2 separate regions of the Homo sapiens genome follow, and region 2 is linked to region 1. The links are chromatin loops, found by intact Hi-C in ENCODE. Cell type or tissue: adrenal gland. All regions are shown on one strand. Each heading gives the region's core, and the rest is flanking DNA. Links, peaks and the distances in the headings are about the cores only.

The links. Peaks named below come from ENCODE experiments on the same cell type or tissue, not always from the same donor. Only the 100,000 strongest peaks of a DNase experiment are listed, where the experiment ranks them.
Region 2: it touches region 1 in a loop (6-fold over the local background); 2 of 110 quality-filtered maps call a loop at or near these places.

Annotation. Positions count from the first base shown.
Region 1 is chr15:60,890,465-60,906,587 of GRCh38, forward strand. The region is part of intron 1 of RORA (RAR related orphan receptor A); the gene reads right to left. Among named protein-coding and RNA genes, the nearest start is that of RORA-AS4, 130 kb to the left of the region's middle. RefSeq lists an enhancer at 8,950-9,189. In adrenal gland, for the core only: no CTCF peak of the experiment used is centred there; no DNase peak of the experiment used is centred there.
Region 2 is chr15:60,810,679-60,826,801 of GRCh38, forward strand. The region is part of intron 1 of RORA (RAR related orphan receptor A); the gene reads right to left. Among named protein-coding and RNA genes, the nearest start is that of RORA-AS4, 55 kb to the left of the region's middle. In adrenal gland, for the core only: no CTCF peak of the experiment used is centred there; no DNase peak of the experiment used is centred there; H3K27ac peaks cover 346 bases.

The sequences.
Region 1 (16,123 bases), core at 3,945-8,944:
GCCCCAGCAGCAGAATTGTGAGCACATAAGCCATGGAGGATGACGCTGCAGAGGAGAACATGTGTTCCTGTGGTCAGGGCATCAGCCACCATCGCCCTGCTCGGGGCCCCTTCACAGGGACCAGAGAGAGCAGTGGTGATAAGGTGTGGCCGAGGGCTGTTCTTTTTGAGCCATTTTAGTGATGCTGGGATGTTATGCAAGGAAATCTTTGGCATTGCAGTAATCCTGGATTATAAATAATTTAGCATATTTCTTTGTAAACTACAGGCCAGAATCCTTGCAAATAAGAAAGGATTAACTTTTTTAGAAGTACTTGCTCTTGAGACTTTAAGTTCAAGGCAGAACAATGCTTGCCGTGGTAATTCCATCTATTTTAAGATCACAAAACCATACCAAGTTGAAACCAGAGCAGAAGATATTAATGCAGTGCTCTCTCTGAAGTGCCCAATAGTGGGACGAGAAAGCTTTCAAAGGGAATTAAGTAGACAGAGAAAGCTCCCTGTTCATGTCCAAATCACAAGGAGGCGGTTGAATAGGATTCACAGTTCTCCGTGGGAAGGACCCACACCACAGCTAATGTTCAAAACAGGGGGGAGATGTCTCGGGAAGATCAAGGACCCAGAATTCTGCTGTTAGAATCAGCTGCCTGCCCATTAGAGCCTCAAAAGGACCCTCTACCATGTGTGAGCCAATATGATCCTGCAAATGAGCCCATTTTTCTTTTTGTAACTGGCCCAAACTTTATCTGAAGGAAGCTATCATTATGTAATATTTCCAAAGCACCCTTGATGTAAACTTCAGATCTGATATGTGGGTGTATGTATGTGCACGTGTGTGTGCACATTGTGTGTGTGCATGTGTGCAGTGGGAGAGGGTGAAAGGACAGTGAAGAGTCAGATGTACATACAAAGTAGAAAAACTGATGGGCAGCTGCTCTGAATATGCAGGAACAGAGAAGCATCCAGGGAGACCCTCAGGTCAAGGCTCAGCACCTGGTACATCACACAGACAACAGACATGAGAGGAACAATATTAGCTCCAGAGAAAGTCAGAGCCAGGAACAGTAGAAAAGTCAAACGGGCAGCAAGAGGCGGAGACTCAGAAACCATCAGCCAGTAAGTAGGTGGCAAGGCAGGAGCATGAAGGACTAGGACAGTCAGTGAACTGCACCTCCAAAGCCTGTCCTCCAGTGCCCACTCTGCTCTGGCCTCTGCCTGTCTTTCCAGCCTCATTTCCTGCTATTCTGCACGTGACTCCTTTACTCCACCAAATTATAAATGCAGCCTACTCTGCATGCTGTTTTCTAGCTTCTTGCCTTTGGTTTTTCTGTTCTTTGTGCTAAGAAAATCCTTTCTCCCTTCTCCTAAAAATGTATCTCATTTTCCAAGATTTAGCTTTATGGTCACCACCTCCTGGATGCCTTCGTGGCTTCCCAAACCTTCAGGGTGGGTTTAGTACCACTCCTACAAGCTCTGATGATATCCTGCCAATTTCCAAGCTTCCTCCAGAGGAAGATGACAAAGAAGTTTCATCTTTGAAAAAAGCTCTAAAAGAATTATGGCTGTTTGGGGCAGGCGCTGTGTTGAGAATGATTCCGAGGCCTCATCCAGAATCCATTGGAAAGACTGCTGCAGTCAGTTACGGATGCCTGCCATTTAAGGGTGTGGGTTGAAGTTTAGCCATTCCTGATGAGGCCAACATCTTCATTAGGCAGATGAGGAACCTGAGGCTGAAAGATGGGAAATGTCTTGCCCAGTGTTACAAGGCTGGGTAACAGCACACTCAGATGGGAATTCCAGGTCTTGGGATTCCTAAGCAAGTACTCCATTTAAATAAGATTCCCAAAGATTCTAAATCAGGAATATTGAAACTCTTAACATATTTTTAACTTTTTTCCAGGGGAGGAGGGTAATTATATAGTGAAGGAGCCAGTGAAGAAAAACTTGAAGCTTTTGCAATTTTGCTTGGACACCCACTCACCTGAACCCGTGCCTTATAATGTTTTCTCCTGCCCAATCCTCCAAAAGTCCCCGCCTTTATGCTTTTTTTAAGTGAGCACTGTTGGTACCACCAGTGTCTATTACCCAGGTTAAAATGAAGACTTCGAGCTGACTCTCCTGGTATCACGAATATACAATCAAAATGGATGCCTACACCTCTGTGTCAGGGAGGAAAAGTAGAGGAAGTTGAAGCCACATTTTCCAACTTCATCCTTCACTCCTTTCACTCTAGAGGCTGAAACTTTCCTGACAAAGAAATATACTTAGAATGGTTTCATTAGATAAACTCTTTCCCTATCTTACTGTGAAAGAAATTTTCCAGTGAGTTCCAGTTTCAGGAGGTTACAAGGTAAAAGGGAAGGAAAGTTGGCATGCTCCCAGCCTGACAAGAAGTTGTCGCATTACCATCAACGTCACATAAATTTAGCTGGAACATTGTATCGGATTCTATAATGCACTTACGTGAGCGATTAAATGGTGAGAAACACATAACATTTGCCTGCCCACCCCCTCTCCCATTGCCCTCTGCTTCTGTGAGAGTTTGGGATTCCAGATGAATTCTCCCAGCATAGCCTCAGCTTGCAAAGGGTCATCTAACCTTTAAACTTCAGTCCAGCAAAGCAGGCTGAAGAGAATCACCAGGGTGTCTCCTGTTATGTGCTTCAACATCAAATGACCTGCTTCACCAGGTTACCCAAGGACACAGCTTTAACCAAAGACGTGAGAATTCCCAGAACTGGAAGCAAATGCGAGCTGATGATAGGACATTCCCCAAACCCCCTATCCCAGGATGCTCGACAGCAATTAGCAGCCATGTCCTTTGTCTCACCTCTGCTGTGTTTTTAGCAGCTCAGTTTCTTCAGAGGACAAGGCAAGAGGGAATGGGATTAGGCTGGGAGCCCTGGTTTTCTGAGGGAAGAGGGTATTAAACATTTTCACTTGGAGTTTCTCTGAAGGGTTTCTGGACAACCAAACCCCCACTCCGCGCCCCTGCGAAACTCCTCCTGGCACCGCCCCTGACTTTCTATTTTCTTTAGGTGCCCACCTTACCCCTCCACAAGAAATCAAAGCAGCCGATATGCAGTTGAATTTCCAAGTGGATTCCCTTGTATCCGTTTGTCTGGGTGTGTGTGTGCGTTTTTAAAAAATTTTAAATTTTGGATAAGCCCTCTAAGAAAGAGGCTCCTAAGGGAAGCGGGGGCTGAAGGAAGGAAGAAGTGGGTGACAAAGCCTCTAGGGGATCAATAAATTCAGCTGCTCCTGTGTACAAGGGAAAGGGCAGTGCAGGAAGTCAGATGGGAGAAGAAATCCCAGAATCATAAATTTTAAAGCTGAAAGGATCTTTAGAGGTCACCTGGCATAACCTCCTCTATTTTATAAATGAGGAAACTAAAAGTCAGACATGCTAATGGACCTGCCCAAGGTTATGTAACTTGGCGATGAGAAAAGGAGGACCCAAACCCAGACCTCTCAAGTCCCCCGTCTGGGCCCCTTCATCTTCTTCACAGCCCACAGCAGCTGCCACCTCGGCCGAGCAGCCATTTTGATCGCTAAAGTGCCTGCGGGAAGACCCCATGGCCACCCCCAGACACTTCCCATGATGCTCCTCTCCTCAGAAGCCATGTCATGGCTGCCCACTCTCTCCAAAGACTCCCTCCACCAGCCACGCGGCCCGCAGCCAGAGTTCTTCCTGTGAAGAGCCCTCACCGCTTCACTTTTCATGTGAAGCTGGCAAAGCCGCTTCAGCGATCATTTTTTAACACGGCAGCTCCCTGACAAGAGGATTAAAGCAGGCGGCTTTCAAAAAAGTATCAAGAATAATTTAAAATGCAATATGTTAATGCTTGTCCAGAGTTTTGTACACTTTCGTGAAAAGTCATCAATCTCTCCCGCCACACCCTAACGACAATCCTGTAACTGGCACGGTTTTCTGACATTAAGAAAAAAAATTAGTGAACACAGTCATAAATTAGGACCAGAAATCTAACTGCAGATGAGGCTTCCGAAGTCACAAAGCAAAATTGGGCGTGGAGTCACAAACTGAGGATTTTTGAGGGAGTAGGTGGTGGTTATTTTGGAGGATGGTTCCTTTGCAGTCTTCCTGGAGGATGAGCAAGGGGATCAGAAAACTGCCGCTCAAACGCTAGTGTGCATCAGAATCACCTGGAGAGTTTGTGAAAACAGATTGCTGGGCTCCCTCCCTAGACTTTCGGATTCTGCAGGTCTGGGGCAAGGCCTGAGAATATGCATTTCTAGCCCGTTCCCAGGAGCTGATGCTGCTGGCCTGGGGAACCATGCTTTGGGAACCTCTGGGCTGAAAAGACACTTTCAGGCCTCCCCTGGTGTTAGGACTTCATTAAAATATAGAAGCAAGAATGTGAGGTGCAACTTAAACATCCCTGCACAGGCACAGCAGGCAAGGCGGGAAATGAAATCGCACAGACACCAGGGCTCGTTGTCACAGCATCAAGCAGTGCCTTAAACAGGGAGGTAAGCAGTGTCCTCCAGCTGCTACAGTCACCTCTAAAAAGATAATGCCTGTCTGAGCAAAAGCAAACACCAGAAGGCTTAAAAACCTGGGGTCCCCATGCTCATTCCTCAAGCAGTTGAAAATGTCTTTATGTAGAGAAAGTACAGTGTAAATAGAAAGTAGGGCTCGATTTCCACAAGCTCAAGTCAAAGAATCTGCTGAGAAGGCCACATGACACACGAAATGAAATCCAGGTCCTTGATACCCGGAGGCAAGAAAGCGAACGGAAGATCCAAGACAATCCAAAGGTTCCTGAATTTTTACAGTAAACAGTTCTGATCGGATTCACTTGCTATTTTGGAACATACATGAAGTTCATTAACTGGCATATATTAAAAAAGAAAAAAAATTAGAAAAAGAAGGAGCTGGAGGACAAATCAGTAATTGCTCCTTTAGAGCAAACCAAAGTTACTGAGAAAATCTCCTATAAAGGCTCTGTCAAAACAAGTCACTTAAGGATTAGTGAGAGCTAAATCCTCCGTCAGAGAGATTTTTCTCAACAGTCGTAAATGGGTTTTAGTATCGGAAAATCTTAGAAAATATACTTCTCCTGCCTCCACCCCCCTCTCAGAATGGCTCTTTCAATAGCTCGGCATCTTGTGGGAGCAAAGTATTTCCTTAGGCTGAGGCTTTTTATTTAAAAAATAAAATAAAATAAACTCTGTCATTCATGGCAAAGTCAGTGGCTGGAAATAACTCTTTACAGGCATGGAGTGCATGTTTCAGAGGCTTGCCCATACAACGCACATGGTCAAGTACAGCCTCAGCAATTTCCCTCCTAACAATTAGTATAAGCTAGGGCTCTTACTTTGACTTTTTACCTTGTTCCACTTTTGGTCTCATTTTCTTAAGGCTTCACTGCTCAATTTGTTCATTTTGTGAGGCAAGAGCTTAAAGTTCATCCTTAAAAATGCGTAGGTGATTCAGTTTTTTAATTAGAAAAAAGCAAACACTGCTAATCCCAAACCTTTTCAATGGCAGCCTTCTAGGGGCACACATTTTAATTCCATCAGTAAAGGGTCATCTTATTCATTCTCTTATAATCATCGTGGGGGCCCATGCTGTATTTCTGGGCAGTCTCTGGAGTCTATGACACTGGATTACAGAGGTCTGTCTCTGTTCATTAAGTGAGTGTTCAGAGAAGACCCACTCATCCTGTAAGCACTTAGAGACACTCTGGAGTTTGATCCTCATGAGAGGGTGACCTGGCAAGGCCATTTTCCTGTCTGCTTCCCAGATGGTCACACTCTTCTTTGTCTGCCCAAGCCTTTTTTATCTTATCAGTACTCAAAGCTAACGCATCTTAGACATCGTTGGTACCAATCAATGGAAAGCTAACACACTTGCACAACAGTCCATATGCGAATAAGCATTGATTTTACCCCCCTTGGTTATAGACTGCATTTCTAAACTTTCCATTTCCTCCATTAGACCCTTTAAAAACATCCATTTGTCAGACATAAATATTTCTCCTGATACCCACACAGGAAGTCTTAGTTACAGGCCTGGTTTTAGGCATTACTATACTAGGCCATTCCTTAGCATGTGTGACATGAGTGAGTAATCAGAAATCCCAACCCCAAAATATTTCCCTTCCCAATCTACCTTATACCCAAAATTTCACCACTGCAAAATCCTTAAGACACTTTCAAGTCCAGAAATACCCTTTTAATATTAAATTATTCTGAGAGGCAACCCATTAAGCCTGTTTAATTAGCAAGACTCTGGAGAATTTAGCTTTTTTTTTTTTTTTTTTTGGCTGCATAGCCAAGGGAATTTAGGGTTGGAATGACACAGGCCTGAGTGGAAATTCAAGAGCTGTCATTTCCTAGCACCATGAAGTTGGGCAAGTCACTTAACCTCTAAGAGGCTCAGCTCTATCACTTTATCTAAGTGGGGCCTGACACTTGGGTAGTACTCAATAAGAAAATTTCCTTTCTCATGAGGTGGCTGCTCAGGGAGAGATGGTCAGGACAGAATATCTACCCAAGGTTGAGAAGACAGAGGAGAAACCAGGGCACATCCTGGAGAAGGCAGCTTCAGGAGTGGGTCCTGGGGTCTGGGGTGGGGTGGGAGACGTTTTCGATGTTGTTTAATGGGCGGTAGTGGGACCAAGGAGAGTTCCAGTCACTTGGAAAACAGGACTGCAGAGTGGAGGCAAGAGCCATAGAAAAGAGAGAAAGCCCTAGAAGGGGCTAGGAGGGCCATCTTCTGCCACTTCACTCATCTGTGGATCACCAGGTCTACCCACAGTTTTACAAATTTCACTCCAGTTCTGCCCTAACTTATTACATATCAGGGCCTTTCACTCATTATCTCAAAAATGACATATAGAGATCTTTGCCTGTGGGGTTAATGAGTAATCAGGAGGTATCACATTAATCTCCATTTCACTCCAGAATAAGTTAAACAGTTGCCTCAAATCCTTCTCCTGTAGAGGAAGAGGGGTGTAAATACGAGGTAAATATGTAAAGAAAAGCATGAACCAATGACCTCAGTAATGGTTCCAGAGACCAGGACTCCCTATTCTGGGGGTGAGGATAAAAGTTTCCATGTCTGATTTACCCTTGCTCAGGGATGAACCCATGTTTCTGTATTCCACATCCACTGGATAGATGCCCTGCAGCTAAAGACATCTTTTTGAGCCCCCAAATTGAAGCCTTTGGATTTCCCTATGACATGTGAATTGTATTTATGTAGGTATTCTGATGAAATTGCACTTCCCTCAAAAAGATGAAACTTAAATGAAAGAGGATGAACCTGGAACATGTGCAGTGTGAAAATTTACACAGCGAAGGAGCTAAGTCTCAGCCATGATCAGTCTATTTTGAGCTTCCTGTTAAGCACCAAAGTGATGGAATAGGACAAAGAAAAATTGTACCCATAATAAATAGAGGATGACCCCTGTGAAAAGTAAAGATAGAGCCCATATTGGATTAGAAAAAGACTTGATATTTCCCTCCACCTTTACCTCCTTCTAAGTCTATCCAGGAGTAACAAAAATGATGAACATGGGATCTTAAGTAGTCAAAAAACTGTAAGATTAGGAAAGGAAGCTGTAATTGTTTAGAATCTACTATGTGCTAGGGATTTTAGGTGTACTGCCTCATGCAATAGATGAGATGAGAGCACAATGAAGAATACTTTTCTCCACTTTACAGGCCAAAGAAGCAGAGGCTCAGCTTGGCTCAACTGCATATCAGTAAATGACAGGAATAAGATTCAAACTGAGTTCTGATGACTCCAAAGAATGTGTGGGGCAGGGTCAGGATGGTCTTTAGGCTTTGGAGGCCTTCTCTTTACTGGAGGCACAGGCTTTGTTCTAGGTTGTAGGAAGAGAAGTAAATAAACTGGTAAATCTTTCTGTATAATTTTCTCAGGGTTGAAATGGTGGCAGGGGAGCTGGCCCCGGTGGCTCACAAATGCAATCCCAGAAACTCAGAAGGCTAAGGCAGGAAGATCGCTTTGAGAATAGCCTAGGCAACACAGTGAGACATTGTCTCTAAAAATAAATAAATAAATAAATAAATAAATAAATAAATAAATAAATTTAAATTAGTCAGGACTGGTGGTACACACCTATAGTCCCAGCTACCCTGGAGGCTGAGGCGGGAAGATCACTTGAGCCCAGGAGTTTGAGGCTGCAGTGAGCTATGATCATGCCACTGCATCAGCCTGGGTGACAGAGTGATACTCTAACTCTTAAAAAAAAAGAGAGAAATGGAGGCAGGAAAGGCAGAACTCTTCAGAAAACAAGGCAATGCATTCTGGCTTTTTTGGTTTTTGAGAAACATCACATAGGCTGGATGGTGAAGTGCTCTAAGAATATCTATTCAAAATGACTATGAAAAGGTTCTATCTAGCATACAGTTTTCAGGAAGCGGATATGAGGGCACAGGGGATGGGTTTGGGGTCAATGAATGCATGTTCTCAGGCTTACTAATAGATGAGACCATGGTAGATATTCCCTTGAGCTTCCAGAAAGCACCCAGCAAGTTAATGCATTCATGCCACTGTAAACTAGCATTTGAGTAAGGGGTGGTCCAAACACCCTACTTATGGAGGCAAAGAGCAGCAGCTCATCTGCAGACCACTAGGGGTTGTTCGCAATGCAACAGAAACCACGTCTTATCCTTGACAGGGCAGCCAATAGGTAATCATGTTTTACACATGTCATTTTCCAACTTCATCTTCTTTCATCCTTCTGTAGTATCTCCCAGGGAAGATCTCATAGAAGTAACTGCATATACCAGTTTCAAACACCCTCAATATGAAGAGCATGGAACTCTGCATTCAGCTACCTGGGCATGTCAAAAGCACATCATGCAATAAGCCAATGTTTAGTATATGGTCCAACATGGACGTGGTACCTTCACAGCTCTTATCTGATTGAAATGCATAGATGTGGATAGGAAATGACATGCTTACTAATTTTCTGAGAGGAAAAAGGGGAAATCCAGTATAGTGACTGAGTGAAAAGTTAGTAATAAAAGGTAAGTGACCCAGACAGGGAGTTTCCTGAGCAAGCATAACCCAGCAGTTTTTAGCCACACTTCTTTCATGGCTTTCTCTTCAAGTTAGGTTGACAGATATCTGATCCAATGCTTGGCCATCTACTGAAACCACCTCTTACCATTCCACCAGGTAAGGACGTCAGCAAAAAGCCTTTTCACCACAAGTAGCAACCTACTTTCCAAAACAACTCCCCGCACTTCAAACTAAACCAACGACTAAGTAAACCCAGATTAAATAGAGCTTTATCAGGATGGAGTTTGAGTAATCTCTAAATCAACAAATTCCAGGGAATGTGTGTACAGAATATCCATTATACAAATGTCAGACCACAAAGTCAAACTCTTTGTTGAGATGCTGTTAAGGCCTTCCCTAATACAGCCAATATAGCAGAGTGGGAGAAGCAGGGTCATGCTAGCTTCTATTCCAGAGCCTGTTTTTCCTTATGCAAAGGCCAGTAAAGCAAATTTTCTGCAGAATTATTTTAGTTGTTCCTAAAAAGAACAAGATAGCCTTTCCTCATTAGTCTGAATAGACAGCTCCTTTTCTGAGTTGCTTTAATTGCTGTGGGTTAAGCTTCACTATCACACATCCTCACAACCATAATACAACTGGCATCATTTGGCGCTTTTTGACTTGGTTAAGTACAAACTACAAAGTCCAAGATGGGAAAGGTCATTTATTGTCTGCCAGATGGGATGTTTCAAAAGGAAATGATTTAGTCACATCATTAGGAGAAAAGGGAAGAATTAAAATGTATGCTCACATACAGATTTCGGTACGCACACAAAATGATCAGCACAGGAAAACATAAACAGTAGCCCAACAGCACACAAGTTACAGCACACAAGTTACACAGACTTCCTTAAATGGTATCTTCTACATTGATGTTGAAAAATGTGGATTGCTATTTTAATACTGCTGTCATAACAGTCTAGTACAACTGGTAGCATGAGGCTGAATATGCCTCAGAGTCAGATAGAGCTGGGTCCAATACGGGACTCTTCACTTACTACTCATGTGTGTTTGGGGCATATATCTTATTTCCAAAACTGCCTTATAATCTATAAAATGAGGACCATATGGGCTGGGTGCAGTGGCTCACCCCTGTAATCCCAGCACTCTGGGAGGCCGAGGCGGGTGCATCATGAGGTCAAGAAATCGAGACCATCCTGGCCAACACGGTGAAACCCCGTCTCTACTAAAAATACAAAAATTAGCTGGGAGTGGTGGTGTGCGCCTGTAGTCCCAGCTACTCGGGAGGCTGAGGCAGGAGAATTGCTTGAACTAGGGAGGCAGAGGTTGCAGTGAGCTGAGATCGTGCCACTGCACTCCAGCTTGGGTGACAGAGGAAGACTCCATCTCAAAAAAAATAAAAAATAAAAAAAAATAGGACCATATGGCCTTCCTCCTAGGTTTTTGCATAGATATAATAAGGTTACATGTAAAGTATCTGCCCCTGACACATACTACTTCCTGAATATTATTCCTTTCCACCTCTCCTTAGGTGTGTGTGCATGTGTGTGCATATGTGTTTAGTATTGAAATTATGCCTATATGTAGAAGGCACACAATAAATACTTCTTGTCATTTACTCAGTAATGGACATTGATCATTTACCTTTTACACTAAGTGAGAAAGTCTTAAATGATCTTGATTCATGATTTTTTTTTTCTTTTTTTGAAATGGAATCTCACTCTTGTCGCCCAGGATGCAGTGCAGTGGTGCGATCTCAGCTCACTGCAACCACTCCCTCCTGGGTTCAAGCAATTCTCCTGCCTCAACCTCCTGAGTAGCTGGGATTAAAAACACCAGCCACCACACCCAGCTAATTTTTGTACTTTTAGTAGAGATGGGGTTTCGCCATGCTGGCCAGGCCAGTCTCGAACTCCTGACCTCAGGTGATCTGCCCACCTCGGCCTCCCAAAGTGTTGGGATTACAGGTGTGAGCCACCACGCCCGGCGATTCATGATGTTCCTAATGGTTCTGTCCATTTTTACAGCCCATCTCAGCTGAAAGAAATATCTAACAGTTCTGTTTATTTGTAAATTACACCCAAATAACTTAACAAGTATTTATGTCCTAACAACTTGATTTCTGAAAAAAAGAATACACATAAACTAAAAGAAAAATGAGTCCCATTCACTGTTAAATAATCGTAAGTGCTTAATAGTGAGATGCATGAGCCTGTTGGGCACTACGCAACTTCTCAAACTCTGGCATCAGGTTGGATGCCCTCACCCTTGTTTCCTGCTCCACACTGATTTTCACATGGTCCTGTTTTATAATACAGCAACTGACAAGAACTTAGCTTCTCAAAGGTATGACATCACTGAAAGAAAGTTATGCATTCCAGTAGTGAAACTGTGAACTACCTTGAGCTAGTAGTTCACACGGTGCCTGACAGATGTCAAGAATTGCTGTATTTTCCTCAACTATTTAAAATATTTCCTGGCACCCCTTTGAGGCCACTGCAATGTCCAGGGTGCCTCAGCTCACACCTTGGGAACCCGGAGGCTAATTAACCATAGTGAATCAGATTCATTTTCTATGCTACTACTGAAATATGAATTAGACAATATTATAGATAAAGCTGAATAATATGACTTGTTTTAATACAGTTCTAACTCGATTTTCTACTTCAATTCCATTCTTCAGCCATTGATATTTGGCTTTTTAAAAGCTGTCCTTGTAGTGTCATATGGTCACCAGATAAACTCTGCAGTGAAGGCTCTTTAGATTCAAATCTATGTTGAACTATTTCAATTTTATGATTTTTTTTTTTTAAAAAACAGAGAGTAACCCAAAGCTTACCAGGTGATCCTTCTTAGTAAAAGGGATTTGTGGGCTGTGGATCAGCTTCCCACTGATTCATCTGAGATGAAGACAGGACCCTCCATCCTGCAAAAATGGGTTTGAAAAAAGAAAGGAACTCTCCATTTACACGTGAGAATGGCTCAGCCCTAAGAATGCTGCTTGCAGGTTCACTGTTCTGCATTTAGAATCCAGGCCTAGAGAAGCAGCACGGCTTGCCTCTGCTGTGAATCAGACTCTATCTTGTGTTGTTTTAGAGTCATGTCTACATAGCTGAAAGATGATTTGGATCTTTTTCAAGAAGAGAGTGGTAAGGTGAGGTACAGTGAGGCAGAAGACAATGCTGGTCAATGCTTTAAAATCACTCTCTGAGAGGAAAACCCTTGGTTTCTACTCTCTGCTGATTTCTGTGTTAAAAATACTCCCACCGTGGTTGAACGAGGTCACTGAATTCAGAGTTAGGGAAAGAGGCACACAATCAGCTCTCACGAGCTGACTCTAGCCCTTCACTGGGCAGAACGCTTTTCTCCTCTTCTACAGCTGCCCACGGAATGCTCTGAATCTAGGGGCGTACTCCGCTGAAAGGAAGATTTATAAATGCTCACGTTTATTAGCTCCTAATTGAGGATATCTGCCAGACACAATAAATAAAGTTGAAAAACAGAGTGCTTTGGAGAGAAAGTAGGCTAATCCGAAGCTTTTTATTCAGGGGATGAATTCTGGTCTTCCTCTCTGTATATGGGACACTATCTTGACCTTTCTGGCTGAGTCTATTAGCTCAGAGGTGGCACTCCAGTGGTCAAGTCAACTGGCATTCATCAAGCACCAACCACAGGCTTGAAATTTATATTAGTTGTTTTGGAAGGTTCCAGGAGAAGACAATGTAGACTCCTGAGGAGGGGATGATGTAGGTGAGGAGAGAGGCTAATGGCACATGAAGCCTGCAAAACTGGGCTCTAGACTCTTCTCATTGCAGCTTCAGAGTAAATCAAGTAACACTGTCTGTCTTCCCAGAGGTACCCTTGGCAGAGACCAGCAGGATCTGTTGTTTCTACTGTTGGACGCGTTTATGGGCCCTATTGGCCGATTTGGCAAGCAGCTTTATATAAAATGTCTTCCGGAACCATCCTTTCCCCTGTGAGTCAGTCATCCTCAGAGTCCTAATTCTGTCCAGTTTGCATCAGGCCTCCTCAGTCTCTGTAGCCCAAAGCACACGATAGGGTACCAATGTTCAAGGCTCTGCTTTATTTTGAAATTCAGCTGGTGAAGCTATTATATTCTACCTTTCTCCAAGTAGTATGCAATGCAAAGTGGCAATTTTACACCGTGCTAGCCCAACATAAATTCACAGATGAGTGCACACCTTATTTGGAATAAAGAGAAACACAACAGTTATTAAAGGGGTGATTACCTTCCCAGGGACCATGAATTTAAAATTATGCAAAATCGGAGGTCGGTCTCTACAAGTTCACATAGTGATTTAAATGGGGGTAACAATGAATATAATATCTTCTAACATGTTAAAACTTCCACAGCAAACCTCTTATATAATGCTTTGTTGCTTCATTGATTTGATAAGTTTGTGGGGGTACATTTTGCATTCATATACGACGTATAAAGTATCTTGTTTGCTTTACAAAAATGAAACATCAATAATAACAATCCTCAGGTTGCTATGATTTCTCTGTCATTCATACTGAGTGCTCAGTGTCAGGAACAGCATTTGTTTTGCCCTTGAGGAATTTGCAGAGCAGTTAGTAGGTATCGGTGTCCTTTGTAGTGGTTCAAATAACATATAACTATCGTAATATATTTGAAATAAGCCAATTATTATGCCATTTGAACATCTATCCTCCTTAAGATATATCCTGGGTTTTACTGAAGGACTTCTCTCTTAATAACGTTTTTCTTTATGATATGAGCGTCCTGGCTGGAAGAGAGCTGAGCTTCAGATACATGGTGTTGGAGTAAGGAGAGAGTCTTTTCCCTCAATGGTTATTTGCATGGGGGCTAAGGAGCCTCCTAGTTGGGGAGGTGAACTTGAACTGTAGCAACAATCAAGATTCAAACATGCATAGACAAGTATGATGGCTTGAAGAGGAGACTGCAGGCAGAAGTCAGGAGACAGGGATGGAAAAGAAGGGTCACTGTGAGAGAATCTGGCAGGGCCAACAGACTCAGCCACAAGTCAGCAAGTAAATGGGGAGATGCTGAAATGGGTGAAATGTTCTCCTTCAGTATGGTGGCTGGTGTTTGAACTCATTTTACCCTCTCTTCCAGGGGCTGTGCACACCTTAGGTAGAAAGAGCTATACATGTGAACTGAAACAACTCTCTCACCAAATTCTAAGACACTTTGGGGCTCAAACTACTCTATTCAAACTACCCATCTAAATGAGCACAGAGACAGAAAACGTTTTCCTCACTTCAACACGGGCTGCTATCCTGTCACGGTAATGAACGACGGAAGAAGGCTGGTGGCTGGGGCCTTCTCATAACCATGAGAAGAAACAATAAAGAAAAATAGGGGTGGTGTGGTTTGGGGTGGTCAAGGCCAATGTTGAAGACATTGATACAGCTCAGAATAGCAGGCAGCATCCAATGGTGAGTGGAAGCCCAGATTAATTCCAAAACACATATAAAACATGTCTACCTCTTTGGGAACTCAAAAAATGTGAGGTTGGGATGAGCTGCATGAAGGACTGCATTACCTGAACAAACGGGTGAGGGCTTGAGGCTCTGGGGGCGCTCGTCTTTAATGTTAATGAGACTCATTCATACCATGGGCTGGGGAGGCTTGGAAATATTTTAGTTACATAAACTGACATCAACCCCTCTTCTTCTTTTAATTGATATGCAGTCTTAGCCCTGTTATCATCTCTGATCTTGACCATTTCCCTTAGCCACTGGGCAACCAATGTCTCCTTCTGAACAGTTGGGAGAAATGTAAATTCACTGTTTTTTCTCCAGAGCAGCCAGAGGTTCCTTAATTTGCATCGTTATATGAGTGCAAAGCATGATGATAAAATATGCAATTCTTAAGAAATGTCAAAGACAGCTCATTAGATCAACTTTTTTTTCTGTGTATTTTTTTTTCTTTTTAAACAGGGACCACTGTGCTTCCTTTCAAGTGACAAGAGTTGTGACAGCTGCTCTATAAGGTATTCAATGGTTAATTAAGACACGAGTGTCATTGCTGAGCTCTTTTGTGTTTCATAGAAAGCAGTTGCTAAACAGATGAAAGTAGGTCTGAGGCAAGGGGTAGCATAACTATTATTTCAATTAATAAATAGCTCTAAAAGTGAAGGAAGTGATAAAGCCCTCAAGAGCGTCTGTATCTGCCCCGGTTCTGTCAGGAAAATTAAACAGAGCACTTGTGATTGCCATTGCTTCTGTTTAAGAGATCCAAGCAAGTAGGGTCACCTGTGCTGAGCAGGTTAGAGCCGGCCTGGTTCTTGGGGCACCCCCTAGTGACATGTTCCTATACCCTAGGATATCCCTTTCCTTGCTACTGAAAGAAATGGTGCTGAATTCACCTTGTTCTTCCACCCTCATCATCCTTTATTCTCCCCCTCTCTTCTACCAAAGAAGCCCTAAAATGTATTTTCAGATAAATATCAGGAAAGCATTTATAAATATTTCAGAGGTGTTTCATAAATAAATCAGCAAATCTACAAAAAGACTTCTCTCTTTTAATGAGATCTTGTCTGTGGTATATCCCTTTTACTTGAGCATCATTAAAACCAGTTGGGAAGATTTTTATACTGGACTCTCTTTTCGGGGGCTTCATAATATATGAACAAGCCTGCTATGCGTCTGTGAAACATGTAGCCTCTTCTTCTGACAGATTAGGCAGCCCTGGCGCGAGGGAATAGCTTTTACTCTTTTTAAAGTAAATACTAATCAATAGCAACTGTACCGACAAAAACCTTCTTGCTGCCTAATTGCACCACAGCTACTCATAGACCCCAACAGAATTTTCCCCTAGATGTAACAAAATTAACTACCAGGGGCTGAGCTAGTGAATTATCACCATCTCTCTATTCAAATGTAATTAACACAACCCCCCAACTACCACATGTACCATTAAAGTACCATTTGTATGTGTAATTTTCAAACAGGGTCTAAAGGTCGTGCCCACATCAATCTTTTCAACACACACAGCTGCACAGGAAATCAAACTGGCAGGGAGGTGGTCGCAGCCATTCTAGGAAATCTCTCCCTCTCTCAGATATTGTTTGTAGTTTCTCTTCTGCAGCTTAATGCC
Region 2 (16,123 bases), core at 5,695-10,694, 78 kb before region 1:
GTGTTTTTTAAAGTCAAGGGTATTCCACCCTTTCCCTCCAGTTTTTTTTTTTTCCTCCCTTCGTAGTTTCTGTTTCCTCTAACTTGCTGCTTTCTCTGTATCTCACATTATATGCTTTCCTTAAATGACTGGTAATTCTTGTTTATCTGCTCTAATTTAAGAGTGGGGCATTAAAAAGCTGAGTGTGATTTCTGGGTACACGAAAGGGGTTCATCCACTGTTAGAATAATGGATTAGGCCATTTCCTTGGGGAGCCACAATGCCAGCTTCTTTGGTCTTTTATTCCTCTTAGACTAGTCAGATACCACAGAGAAAATTCCAGTTGCTGCTTAGAGATAAACATCTGGCTGCTATTGTGTGGGAGACAAGTCCGAAAGAGAAAGCAGGGAGTCTTCAATTAAATACATGAACCTATGTCTTAACCCCACTGTTTGCACACTGTCCTGAGTCCAGAGACACTCAGTTTCACACTACCCAAAGGATAATTGTCTAGCTCAGGAGAGGGATGGTACCATTTCCTAGAGTGAATCTAGGATAAAATTGCTATTTCAACAGACTTTTCATCCAACTTATTTTTAGCCCATCGATTTCATTTTCAGAGATACCTGGTGCCATCAGTTCTTAAACCTGCATGGCACTGGGTTCTGTGATAATCTGGGTTTTCCCCCTTGCTGGCTTGGGATTCAGCTTTCCTGTATCTGATAAGTCAGTTATCTCTATTCCATCTGCTTTCCAGCTCCCAAAATATTGTTGCCAATCTATTCTCCACTATTCTTTTTGGTCTGTGGGTTATTCTTGAAAAAGACTCTTTACAAATCATTTTAGTGGATTTTGAGGAGAGAATAGAATTACACATGTGTATTTAATCTGCTATCTCTAACCATTCTGTCTAAGCTCCTTCATTCTGTGTTTAACATAGTAAAACAGTCAAATATACTTTGGACCAATGATATAATACAGAAACATTCTTTGAAAAGAAATCTTAATCCACTGGAAAACTGACAGTTTCTTTATGGCATTTATTATTACCCACATCTCAATTCTCATTTCTGACTAGTCCATCTCTGCAGAACCGGTCCTGCCCAATGGATTTATAATCTGTACCTTTCAAATACCTATTTGATCATTAATCCACAGTAAGCAATGTGGGTGCAAGGCCAGCCAAGGACCAAGGTGTGTTAATTTCATTTACTGTCTCTTGGGTGGCTAACAACTTTCCATCTCAGGTTATTTATGCAAGTTGAATCATTTTCATATTCATTATTTTAACGGTGAAATGGCAAAGTTTTCTAATTATTAAAAATCCCAAAGTTGAATCAAGCAGTAGCATTCTTTAGTTTTTAAGAACTGTGCACATTGTGGGGAAGCATCACGTGTTTATAAGCATGGCATCTCTGATCACACTACCTAGATTTGAATCTCTGCTTCCCTTTGTTTGACCCCAGAAAATCTGCTTAACCACTCTGTGCCTTAATTTCTCCATCTATAAAATGGAAACAACAATAGTACTTAACCTGTAAGTTTATTGTGAAAATTAAATGAAAGCAAGGTGCGGTGCCTCACACCTGTAATCCCATTACTTTGGGAGGATGAGGTGGGAGGAATGCTTAAGCCCAGGAGTTTGAGACCAGCCTGAGCAACATACTGAGACCCCATCTCTACAAATATATATATTTTTAAAATTAGACAGGCACAGTGGCGTGTATCTGTAGTCCTAGCTACTGAGGAGGCTGAGGTGGAAGAATTGCTATAGCCTAGGAGTTCAAGGCTGCAGTCAGCCATGATCATGCCACTGCACTCCAGCCTGGGCAACAGACTGAGGCCCTGTGTCTAAAAATAAATAAATCAATAAATAAAGAAGAGTGAATGAAATAATATGTGGAGAAAGCAAATTCCCCAGTGACTGGCACAAAGAAAGAGCTCAGTAGATGTTGTCATCTCATATTTTTAAGGACTTAGGAATAACATCAATAAATATGTATTAAGTGGCTTAAGGAGACCAGAGACACTCCCTCCTTGTCCACTGTGATAGAAGAGAAGTAGCAGTGTCGTCTGAGAGTTCAACTGTAAATTCAGCACCTAGCAGGTTTGAGCAGAAATACAGAAAGTCAGGTTGAAGGAGGTATTAGGTCAGAGAGCTCTAATGCAGTGTAAGTGATGGAATCTGGACATTGGATAGGTGAACATCATCCAGAAGGGGCATGTCCTATCATTGTAATAAAAAAGGACACTGCCAGTTTCTGAACTATAGTGACACCACCAAGGCAACGGGACTGTGCTGGTCAGAAGAGGCTGTGCCCTATGATAACAAATCTCTACCTCTCAGTAGCTTACAGAAAAAGCTTTATTTCTTGATTCCATCAGGTCTGATGCAGATCGGTGGTCTTTCTCTATCTTGTTTCTCTGCCATCTGCAACATCCTGCCTCCAAAGGCACCATAGGAGAGAAAGAGAGACAGAAGAACTAGGACTTGTATCCTGTCCATTTACATCCCATTTGCCAGGACTCAGCCTCACGGCCCCAACCCAGGAATGAGGGGACTGGGAAATACCATATCCTCTCTGCCCAGGAAGAGCAGACAGGTTGGTGAGGGCAGAGACCATTGCAGGCCACTCGCTTTGTGGAGTTCTATCTGGACGCCCAGCTGCTTTCTCCAGGGAACACCTTTCTGTATCTTCATTGAGTGCTCACGGTTGTGCATGACGGGCTGTGTTTGCTCACGTCCCACGAAGTGTATGGGTGGCAAAGTCTTGAAATCTGTGTGCTTAGCTCTCTTAGGCTTCAAAATAGTGAGAATCTAGGCAGGTAATGTGTTAGGAGCTCCACCCCAGTGCTGAATGGGGTCTGGAATCTGTTGACTAAAATCTAGTCTTCAAAATGAGCCCCACTTAATTGTAACCTTTGCCCATCTTCCCATCAGCCTGCCATTGAAATCTTAGCATACGTTGTGTGGCTGAACTTAGAGTCTAACTGGCCACAGTTGAGGGAGTAAAAACTACTACAGAATACTATATCTTTATTATAATTACCTATCAGATCAAATGTAATAAGAGCAATATTACAGTATAGTTTACAAAGTACTTTTACCTGTGTTGCCTTATTTTATCTTTGAAATAATCCTGAGAAATAGCATAATTATCATAATTTTATATAATAGAAAATCAAGGCTCAGAGAACTGAAGCATCACATTTAAGATCAAAACTTGTGTTAATTTCACCTTTTTCTTTGTCTTTTAGGTAAATGTCGGATACTCAGTCCTGCTTAGTTCCATGTTATGGGGGAGAACAAGGTCTTAGAACTTGAATAACATATAATCTATTTGGATAAAAAGGCATACTACATATCATAAAACAATCTATGAAGATTATGAGAGAATATATTATTAGGGACTAATTTAGCTCTTCTAGTCCAAAGGAACAATGTCACATAATGAAGACTTAACTTTTTATATGGCTTCCAAGCCTCCTACAGTGTCATGTCTCCATGCCCTTACTCAGGCTGTTCCTTTTGCCCAGAAGGACTTTCTCTTAGTTCTCAGACCAACCTTGGCTCCTCCCCAAAACTTTCTCCAACTCCCCAGGCAGAATTAGCCAGCGTTCTTCAAGGCGTTCTGCATGTGACTCTCCTGTACTGAAGCATGAATCATATGCTAAGGATGCTGATTTTGGGTGGAAGTGGGAGAGGCGAAGGGGATCTATGGTATCTTTTTCTCTTTCCAGATGGAGCTTCCTGAGGGTAGGAATTAAGCCTTATTCTACTGTATCTCCAGTGTCTAGTGCAGTTCCTAATATGAGTTAAATATTCATGGAATAAAATAATAAATGAAGAGAGAGCACAGCTTCCTAAGATGCCCAACATAGTCCCCGGGATATTTTTTCCAAGCTTGAATCCAAGCCGAAGAAAATGGATGGAAGAGAGGAAAGGGGCTGCACCAGTGGATGCTGAGGAATTGCTGGGCTTCAAACTCCTGCCATCAGAAGAGGAAGCTCCTGAAAATAGTGGCCTCTCTGTCCTTCCATTTCCCTCCCCACCTTACCTGGCTTTGTTTGCCATTTTCAACCAGTGCTGTGATTTTCCTCCAAAGCACTGTCCTTGGCATCATTACCTATCAGCTTCTCTCTGTGCATAAAGGCCCATGAGAGTATGGAGAAATAAAGGGCACATGTATTAGGATTGCTTCTGGGTGCTTCTCATCTCCAGCCCGTCCTCAACCCTGGGGTGAGGAAGGTAGGACCAGGGTCTCTAGGGTTTCTCAACCCTGTAGGTTTATTCTTTGCCTAGGCACTAGGTGAATCTGAATCCATGTTCAAAAGTAGGACACATGAGGCGAAAGGGTTGATCAAACATAAAAACCCCCAGGTTTTTTTTCCCACGGTTTGACCTTAAGGAAGTCAACTAATCCAACTGTGTTTCAGTTTGACTCCTCTATAAAAACGAGTCTAATGATGCTTCACCCAACTTGTGGAGGAGTGGCCAGGTTTAATTAACCAATGCTCATTTCTCTCAGCACTTTGGATGTCCTCCATGGGCACAAAATTATGTTATTACTTGGAATAATAATAATAGTTTCCCCTAATAATTCTGTGTTATTATTGCATTTAAGGAACTGTATTAGAGGCCTTCTGGAACTAGTTTAATACCTATAAATGTCTCTCCCTGGCAAAACAAGGGAGCATTGCCTGGTGATTATGGTTTGTCTTACATTTCAAAACTAGTCCGTTTAAACCCTCAGCAGAGTCCTTAAAACAGCGCCTGGCCAAGGGGGACCTCTTTCAATCTCAATTTGCTGGACCACTGACAGCACTGAACTTGAACAAAGTGGCTTGTTTTCACAGCCGAGGACTTGGCAACTCTAAGGGCCCAACTTACAAACGTGGAAAGATAGGCACAGAGAAAAGATAAGCAGACCCAGCTTCCCCCACTGCAGCCAGAGCCAGGTGCTGAAATCACAGATCTGACCACCATTGCCCACCCTCCCTGCCCCGCCACCACTTACTTCCACCGGCTCCCCTTGGCTCTTCATTAGAGTCCAGTCAACACCCCCCGAGGTGTGCAGAGCCCTCCAGCTCATCTTTAGATGCCCCCTCCCTTGCACTCTGTTCCTCCATTCTGATCTTTTAAAAAAAATTTTATATTTCATTGACAATAATAGTATATATTTACACTATTTATATACTATAAACTATATAAACTATATTTATACTATTTATATACTATAGTGTATATATTTATAAACTATAGTGTATATATACTATAAATAGTGTATATATACTATAAATAGTATATGTATTTATTTACTATAAATAGTATATATATACTATAAACAGTATAAGTATTTATATACTATATATAGTATATATACTATAAAAACTATATGTATTTATATACTATAAACAGTATATGTATACTGTAAACAGTATATGTATTTATATACTGTAAACAGTATATGTATTTATATACTGTAAACAGTATATGTATTTATATACTGTAAACAGTATATGTATTTATATACTGTAAACAGTATATGTATTTATATACTGTAAACAGTATATGTATTTATATACTGTAAACAGTATATGTATTTATATACTGTAAACAGTATATGTATTTATATACTGTAAACAGTATATGTATTTATATACTGTAAACAGTATATGTATTTATATACTGTAAACAGTATATGTATTTATATACTGTAAACAGTATATGTATTTATATACTGTAAACAGTATATGTATTTATATACTGTAAACAGTATATGTATTTATATACTGTAAACAGTATATGTATTTATATACTGTAAACAGTATATGTATTTATATACTGTAAACAGTATATGTATTTATATACTGTAAACAGTATATGTATTTATATACTGTAAACAGTATATGTATTTATATACTGTAAACAGTATATGTATTTATATACTGTAAACAGTATATATTTTATATGTTAAATGATGAGTTAAAGGGTGCAGCACACCAACATGGCACATGTATACATATGTAACAAACCTGCACGTTGTGCACATGTACCCTAAAACTTAAAGTATAATAAAAAAAATAAAATAAAATAAAATAAAGTGTAGTGTTGAAGTCTCCAGCTATCTTCTTGCATTTGGAAGCTCTGTTATTAGGTGCTATATGTTTATAATTGTTATGTTTTTCTAATGGGTTAACATTTTTATTGTTTTAAAATGTCTCCTTTTATATGTAGTCACATTTTCTGTTTTAAATGATACTTTTTTCTGTTAGTAGTGTATGCATTCTAGCTTTGTTATGATTGCCATTTGCAAAATATATTATTTTCTACCCTTAAAAAAGTTTTATATTTCATTGACAAATAATAATAGTATATATTTATGGTGTACAATGTGGTGGTTATGATACACGTATGCATTGTGAAATGAACATATCATCACCTCACAGACTTATCATTTCTTTGCAGTGAGAACATTTAAAATCTAATTTTTTAGCAATTTTGAAGTACAGGCAAATGTCGGAGAGATTGTGGGTTCGGTCTCTAGACCACGGCAATAAAGCAAATATCGCCATCAAGTCACACAATTTTTTTGGTTTCTCAGTGCATCGAAAAGTTATGTTTAGACTATACTGCATTCTATTAAGTGTGCAATAGCATTATGTCTAAAATACTTTATTGCTAAAAAGCTGACACAGAAACATGAAGTGAGCACATGCTTTTGGAAAAATGGTGCTGACAGACTTCATCGAGGCAGGCTTGCAACAAACCTTCAATGTGTAAAAATATGCAGTATCTGTAAAGCGGTGCAATAAGATGATGTATGTCTGTATATAATACATTACTATTAACTATAGTCCCCAGGCTGTGCACCTGTGCAATACAACACCAGAACTTATTCCTCCTGTCTCCATCCTGGGCTTTTGTTTCTTCAGTAACACCAGGTCCAATCTCTCCTTGGCGCCCTGACACACCTTGCTCCTAGCCTGGCCAGCCCTTTCTCCCGTGTCTTTACCTCTAGTTCCCAGGTACACGTTACTGCCTTCCCATGTGTGGGCTGAGGCCCCTCTAGGGTGCACCCAAAACACCCTGTGTTTGTCCCCTGTGCCAAATCACTTGGCAGAGAGAATCATACCTACCTGCTTACTTCCAGGTTTGCTCATATACTCTGTGCAGGCATGAAGTATGTCAGTCTTGGGCCCTGGGTCTGCACACAGTAGGTGCTTCATCAATATTCACTGAATGAATACAAGGATACAGTTTTCTTTTCTCTCTTATATACTATTTTCTTTTACTCAATGCCCTGATTTTAATGCTAATCCTTCCCTACCCTCTTTTATGCCAGTCACAGGTGAGTAATACGGATGAAGAAATGAAAAAGAAAAGGAAGTAGATTCTTTGAAAGGAGAGAGAGAAATACTGTGAGTGAGAGGGATTAGGAACAAGGCAAAGTGAGAGAGAAAGAGGGATATTTGGATGGGGAGAGACTAAAATGAAATCAAGGAACAAGTACAGGATTCTATTTAGGTTGGTGCAAAAGTTATTGCAGTTTTTGCTATTACCTTTAATGGCAAAAACTGCAATTACTTTTGTGCCAACCTAATAATAATATGTTAAAATGCAAAAAATAAAATCATCCTTAAATTTTATTTTTCAGGAATTTTCCACATAAGAGAAGTGAAGAGGGAAGGAGAAACCCGTTAGAATTATTTACATATATGATTTCCTTTTATTCCTCATACCTTATTAGACAGGAATTCAAGCTACATTTAACAGAGGAAGACAAAGAAGCTCAGAGAGGTGGAGTACCTTGCACAAAGTCACACAGCAAAGTGGCAAAGCCCAATGCAGAACCAGCATGTGTTTGAATCCCACCTTGCCCATTTATAACCAGGATGAAGTGTTCTTCCTTTGGGACTCTAGAGCCTTCAAAGGTCCCTTCTCTTTGGGATGCAGAAGAGAAAGGCAGTAATTAATAACTAAGAAGAAAAAGAAACTTAGCACACAGCTAAATGCTGCACTTTGAAGAGTGGATTCTTGCTTTTGCATGAAAGATTAAAAAACAAGGATTTCTATCTTTCATCAGTAGGACAATGAATTGAACTGATTTTCTTTGGCTCTTGGTTTGTCTTTCCTATGATTAGGTACATGTTTCTGAGCCCTGTGTACATAAGCCCAGCACGAAACTTGCTATTTCCTTGTCACAGCAATATTTTCCACGATGGTTTGGGGCAGGCAGAGAGAATAGTGCTGCTGGACTTTTGCAAAACCAGCCAAAGGAAGGCCAAGAGGCATGTTGAAGAACAAACTCTACACCACTGTTTGCCTATCTTAAAGCCTCCCTGACGATAATGAATAGATTCCAGCAGCCCAGACCATTACTGACAGCTAAATAACTTGGTCTCACTCTCTGGTTTTCTACATCTAAATATCCCCTCCCTCTGGGGCATGAGATTAAAAACAAAAATCTCGAGCAGAGCAAGCAACAGTCTTGTCTTTGATTTATGCTATTACTGGAACTGTAGTCCTTGAAAGAAATTCCTTCACCACCATAATGAGGATGAAGATTCCGTTAACTAATAAATGCTTCAGGAGTATGCTCTGATGCTGTTGAACTTTTCATGAAACCATGATGTACAAGAAAAGAAGAAAGATTTTTAAATAACACTATACAGACACACATCCGCTATGGAATTAGTCAAGGCTTCGAAACACCATGTGTAAGAGAACCAGGTTGACAATCAGTGATAATACATCTCTCCTGAAAATACTAGGTAACTTAGCCTTTTCTTCATTCCTGGGCCTGCCTTTGTAAAGGGAAGGGAGAGAACTAAAAACCTATCAGTGATTCAATCAGAAAATGCAAATGAGGTCAAGTTTCTTACAGGCTTCTGTGAGATTTCTCTAGAGACATTTCCACAGCATCTCTGCTGCTGGCGCCCTTCGGAGGCTGGGGCTCGTCTGTTGGGTGGGAGGAATGCAGTACGAGCTTCCTCCTTTTTCCTCGGACCTGAGTGGATGGTTGAATTCCAGTAAGGGGCTCCCTAGTGCTTTGGGAATATCACTCCTGGACTGAAGTCAAACCCAGACACACACACACACACACACACACACACACACACACACACACACACACGGGTTGCTTTTTCATGGGTGGAACTCATGGCCGGCCCCTCTGCCCTGTCTCAGAGTGAGGACCCTGCATCCCAATCAGGCAAGAGGGAGGCTCCTTAAGTGAATCCCTGTGTTCTGAACCGATCCTGCCTGCTTCCCTGCCTGCTTCCAGGGCCAGCATCTCCACCCCTGCAGATGCCCCAGGGCAGTCTGGAAGGAGCTGTCTCTCACACAACCACGCCTCTCCCTAACATCCCAAACTAAAAGTGTTCATGCGTGTGCACGCGGTCCTCCCCTGGGCCACAGAAGTTTGAAAAGCCTTCCCTGCTATCTTTGATTGGGAAACTAGTCGATTGGGACAGGCTGACGAGTGAGGCTGCAAGTCAGGACGCTGCACTCCACCTCCCATCACGTGAGGGTGGTTCAGGGAATTTACAGGGTTTCTCTTTGTTCAGCACAGGTTCTAGCACGTGTTTTGAAAGTTGCCTATTTTTTTTAACCCAAAGGTAGGTAAACACCACCAATCAAAGCTCTAAGCCAGTTCCCTTAAGTTTTAAGATTGGACAGTATCAGGTGTTGTCTTTCAAGGGGTTGAAAGGAAGGAAGAGACAGGAAAATCCCCCTCACCCTAGCTTTAAGGGTGTTGGAGGTCTTGAAGAAACGGACAGACCCTTGATTAAACCTTCTATATTTTTATGTAAAACATAGGAAAAGGGCTGGTGAAAATGAGGCCTGCATTGCGTGAAGAAGGTTTAAGATTTGAGGGAAAAAAGGCGCATTCTCTTTTCTGTAAAATTTTTAAACATTTTAAAGCTAAATGCTACCCTCTTGGCCTATAGCTTTCACACTGGGAGTAAAGGCAGAGGGGTGGGGGTGGAGGTGGCAGGTGAATGGGTCCTTCAGGAAACTTTGAGGAAAACAACACAGGTTTCCCCTAAACCGTAAAAACGGCAGATCTGGAGGTCCCAACTTCTAATTTTCAATCCGTCGGCTTAGTCTTGGTTTTTCATTACTGAGGTTCCCTTGACTATATAGTATCTCACAATGTCTCTCAAAGTGCAGTCACAGACTACAGATGAGAGAACTATGAGTGAAGCTGCTTAAAATGCAGATTCCAAAGTCCTTCCCTGAAGGATTCTGGTTGTGGTACAGGGATCTGTAAATGGGGTGGTTGATCTCTAACCCCCACCCCCCACCCCAGCTCTGCAATTCTATGCTTCTAGACTCTCTGGAAGGGAACACCACCAGGAACTGTGGCTGTCCCACTGCCAGAGGATACCTCACCTATGCCAGGTGTCACCAATTACCTATTTCCAGCTGTAGGGCCTAGGACCTTGGCCAACATTGGCTCCTTCCACCAGGTAACAGGGCCAGTTAGGCTGTACAAGGGATCCATCTTCCACTGGAGATGCCTCCAGTGCCTCCAGGTTCACTGATCATTGGCTGCAGTGTGTGCTCTACTTAGCCAACTCCCCCTTGCCATAGCCTCTTTCCGTCTCCCTGCTGTGTGCTGTTCCCTTTCAGTGCTGACTCTTGTCCCCTTGGCTGTTTGGATCCGGGGCTTCTAGCCCCTACGCTCTGCACTGGGTCCGCTCCATCTGCTGCCCGTGTCCTGGCGCCTGTGGTCCCCTTAAGTCCTCCAGAAGGTAGGGCTCGCATTAAGAGCCTGCTCCTTCTTCCTTTCACCACCCAAAGTGGCTCAAAGGCTTCCACGTGACTAGTAACTCACCACTTTTATCCCCTATCTCTCCTCTGTATTCCTCAAAGGCTGGGAACACACTTTTGTCATTTCACATCATATTCTAGTGATTTGTATCTCTTTCTCCTCCCTGCCTAGGTTGTAAGCTCTATGATGCCAAGGACTGTGTCTTACTCATCTTTGCATCCGTAGCAACTAGTGTGGGGCCTGATGGTACTGATAAAAACATTTACTGAGTGCTTACTATGTGGCAGGCATTGCACTAGGTGCAAGATACTCCTTTGTGCAATACTTGCTATGCTACTCTATCCTCACAATCACTCTACAAGAGCCCCAGTTTTATTAATCCCATGTGAATAAGTGAGAGCAATGAGGCCAAAGGGTTTAGGTAATTCGATCAAAGTCACACAGCTAGCATGTGGTCAGCTGAGGATTGGAATCCAGGCAGTCTGACTCCTGAGCCTCATACTAAAAACTCAAAGTTTGCTGAATAAATAAAGGAAATCTGAATAAAGCAATGAGTAGCAGTATTCACAGAAGCACGGAATTTTAGAACTAAAAAAAATATATACACTGTGTAGTCCAAACCCTGATTGTATTGCTAGAGAAACTGAGGGTGAGAGCAATGAAACAAGGTTTGGTGGTAAATGGTAAAACTCTTATTTTATCAAAGGGAAAATTGGGGTTCAATTTCACTCTTACTTCCACAACTGAAATTGCCAGAATTTGATCGTTTAAAAGAAGCATAGTTATCTCCTAGTTCAAGAGCCTCATTTTGCAAAGGAAGAAGTTGTAGCCCAAGGAGTGCTATGACTTGCCAAGGTCTCTACTTCACCAGAGCAGAACTGGAAATGAACCTGGCTCTCCTAACTCCAGCTACACTAACACAGACCCATGAGCCAGCCCATTCCCCACCACTCTCCCATCCCAGCTTCCCAGGTCAGGTACAGACAGTCCAACCGTCCATGATTTAACCTCAGTGGAAACGCTCCACACTGGAGCTCAAATGCAAGGCAAGCAGGTCCATCCAGATCCAGTTCTTTCATATGACAGGTGGGTAGAGTTACAGGCTCACATTGCAACTGGGGATTTGTGAGATCCACCTCAGAAGAAGGCAATGCTCCCCACAACGAGGCTGACTGTTGAGTGTGTGAATCAGCATCTGGGTGGTGAAGCACCCCAGGATGTATACACTAGCCAGTGCTCAGCAATCAGCACCACGCTTTCTGGCACCACCTAGCATGCGCATTAGCTGCCTTTAAAAATGCTGATGCCCAGGGTCAGGCCCGGACAAATGCTAACAGAATCTCTGGGAGTGGGGCCAGGCATCAGTATTTCGTTTAAAGGCACCACCCCCTGGCTCCAGGTGATTCTAATATATGCTAAGCTAATTCATAAGGCAAGTGAAATGTCTTCCATCCAAATTAGCAGTGTCACCTGGAAACGTGTTAGAATCCAAATTCTACATTAGGTACCCTTCATTATTTTCTTTCTTTCTTTCCCATCTTTCCTTCCTTTCTTCTTTTCTTCCATCCTTTCTTCCCTCCCCTTTCCTTCCTTCCTTCCCTCTCTTTCTCTCTCCCTCCCCTCCCCTCCCTCCCTTCCTTCCTTCCTTCTTTCCTTCCTTCATTCTTCTCTTTCTCTCTCTCTCTCTCTCTCTTTCTTTTTTTCTCCCTTCCTTTCTTTCATTTTCTCCCTTCCTTTCCTCCTCTTCCTTCCTTCCTCCCTTCCTTTCTGAGACAGGGTTTCAAACTGTCACCAAGGCTGGAGTGCAATGGTGCAGTCATAGCTCACTGCAATCTCAAACTCCTGGGCTCAGGCAATCCTCCTACCTCAGCCACCTGAAGTGCTAGGAGTACAGGTGTAAGCCACCACAGGCTTTCCCTGTTATTTTCTCTCATAGCACTCTATTGTTAGTTTTCATAACACTTAGCAGGATGTGAAATTATACACTTGTTTATTTTATATCCTTTGCCTCCTCCCAACCTCAGATGGTAGGCTTCATGGATAGAGGCCACACATGTTGTGTTACTCAGCACACCTCATGCCTGGCACACAGTGGGCACTCAATACACATAATCAACAAATGGATGGATAGACATTAGGTGCATATAGGCAAGACAGATGTCTGAATTTTTCATTTTTTGGAATTCATTGCTGTAGCCTTATAGAGACAGAACACAAGCATATGTAATAGGCACTTTATCTTCCCCAGAAATAAGGAAGTTTAGCTTACTGGAGTAGGTAACTAGGAATTTTTTTTAGACAAGTTACCAGAAAAAAGAAAACACCAAAAATAAATAAATAAAAACAGCAGGTGCTGATAAGAAATTAAAAAAAAAAATCAATGTAACAACTTTGGCCATAAGTGTGGCTTCGCCTAAAATCCTACTGCTTCTTTAGGTCAAGTCCCTAAATATTTATTAAATACATCTTGGGGGTGGCCAGCATATTAATACATTTTTTTTGGAGAAATAATAAAGTTTAAAACATGGTTTATGGCCTTCAAGTTTGTTGGGAAAGTGGAGCTTATTGAAGTAGAATTATAAGAAGGATAACATAAGTTAATAAGTAGTGAAGTGTTATTCCCAACACACAGGCCGGTGGAATGCATGCATATATGTGAGCTGGCAGATCCCCTTTCCTAATTTAGGTTCAGGGGAGTTCCAAGGAAGAGATCTGCATGAGGAGAGCACACTATGGGCTGCCATAATCAGGAGGATCTTTGTGAATGAGGAAGAGGTTTGGGACTTGCAAACATTCTTGATTCAACCAGGCTCTTGGAAGTTAATGTAGTCAACATTTTCCCCTAGTCCTTGTGTGGAGAAGAGGTCTAATCTATGAAGTCAAAACAAACTTTGTTCTTGGATATGATTTGGGGGTTCAAATGAGGAGACACAATTATCTCTTTGAGCTTTAAATATCGTTTTGCTGACAGAAGACAACTGGCTCTTTTCATAGACATCTTCCCTTATTAAAAAAAAAAAAACTCCTAAAGTGCCAGGAACTGGGGTGTTACATTCAGTAATAAAATCCATGTTTCAAAACTTGGTGTGCTCATGGCCATATGCTGTAGTGATTAAATCAGACTAGCTGGATTCAAATCTCATCTTCTGCCATTTAACAGCTGTGCGACTATGGACAAATTATATAACCTTCCTTTGTCTCAGTTTCCCCATCTATAAAATGGGGCTAATAATAATTCCTCACTCGTACGATTGTTGCTGTGAAGATTAAGTGAGGTGATTTTTGTAAAGTTTCATAAGAAATGCTATAGAAGAGTTAGCTCTCATTGGAAACCAAACCTAATCTCAACTCACACCCATGCAATCTCCCATTAAGATCTATTTACTTATCCAAAAGACCACCTAAAATGAACTGCAAATCTGCTAGAGGACAGAATAACAGCTGGCCAAGGACAAAATAACCTAATGGTTGTGGAAAAGGTCACAGCAGTGACTTCATAATGGAATATAAAATATCATAAAGACAGTCCAAATGGGCTAACGTAGGACTGTATGGCTAGGAACTTCTAGAGCTGCCTACTGCTGATACCTGGGACTTACCTCAAGTGATGAGAGCATTGTTGGTAGGAGAAAAGTATAGGGTTCATCCTAATTTGAATCAGTTGCTATCTTTCCTGTGCCGTGGCATCAGAGGTATCTGTTGTCAACCAGGGCACCTTCTAAATTCTTGTGCCACTGTTACCGAGCAGAACCAGAAGAAAGTGTAGTGGAGATGGCTGGCCACAATCCATCACTGCTTCTAGAACCACACCTCAGAGCACATGCTAAGTACTTCTATGTTCACACCACCCAAGCACAGAGAAGGCATTAATGCAATTATCATACAGGAAAGTCAGGTTTGATAGGCAGAGCAGTAGAAATGATGTAGTGATTCTGTGGAAGTCACTGTGACATTAATAACTATATTCACTATTCATCAGAGACCAGAATTTGAACTATGGCAAAGCTATCTTAGAGTCTCATTCAGGAGGTTGGTTTGAATCACTGAAGTTCCATAGAGGGTTTGATTCAAGATGGCCTCATTTATAAGTCCCAAGGTCAAGAACCAGAGGCATTATAGTGAAATCCTAGCATATACACAGTCAGCACCAAGTAGGCCTGCTTCCCCATCTTCCGTCTCCATCCTTCACGTGCTGTGATGCCACCTTCCCCTTCACACAAAGCATGGCCCCGAAGAACAGCGAACTGGTACCCCAGCAGCCTGACTCTCCCAGAACCTCCTCTTCTGTGACATACAGGAATTGGGTTAGCTAATTTCTAACATCTTTCCACTTCTAACATTTGAATCTAAGATTGTCTTTAGTAGGTATAGTTTAGATGTACCTTGTCTGATTATTGGGCAGAACAAGCAGCGGCCATCCAGAATAACATGAAGAGTATCCTTACTGAAAAACTCTCTCCCCTTCTTCCTATCACAGTTCCTGAAATTCTAGCATTATAAATATATTCCTTTGGGCTTCAAAGCCCTTTTAAATTCTTAAAAGGCTTTAAATTCTATGAAAAGGCAGGTAACTCTGAAAACAATTTAAGCCTTCACTAGTTCTCACCTTAGGCAGGGCCAATTGGTCAGACCGCTTTCCAAATATGAGGAAGCCACAGGCCCTATGGGAAAGGAACACTGGATGGGGATGGAGTGGATCCCAGTCTACCCAACAGTAGGAACTATGTCTCATTCATGGCCATAAATCATGTCCTAGTACTGGCACATGCTTGGCACTTTTTACATTTTCTTTTCTTTTAGAAGGAAGGAAAGAAAAAAGGAAAAAAGAAGAAAGGCAGGATTAATGAATGAACAAACCAGAAATTACTACTGAGAGTATTTTCCACACCTGACCTGGTCAGCATATCCCCAAGGGCACCTTTTCAACTTGGGTCCCGGGTGCTAAAAACAACCCCTGTTCTCAAGGGGCAATTTCCAGCCTGGCTGCTGACTTCCCTTAGCTCAGAGAGGGCCCTTGCTATCACTGAGGACTATTCAGGGACTGAGGCAGCCCAGGCCATTGCAATGCTGAGTCCTGCACCAGTTCTAGGCGCTACACTTTTTTTAAGCACTTGATTTAAATGAAGAAAGAAATTGGCTTATATTTTTAGCAGCTCCTGCTACTAAAACTCATTTGACAAAAGTGCCAAAGGGACAGTTAAGTCTGAGTATGATTTTTTTTTTTTCCCATGGAGGAGGAGGAGGGTATAATTTATCTGAAAATGACTGGTACTTTCCTGGCCTGGGGACATTATTCTACCTGCTCTCTCTCTCTCTCTCTCTCTCTCCCTCTCTCTCTCTCTCTCTCTCTCTTTTTTTTTTAA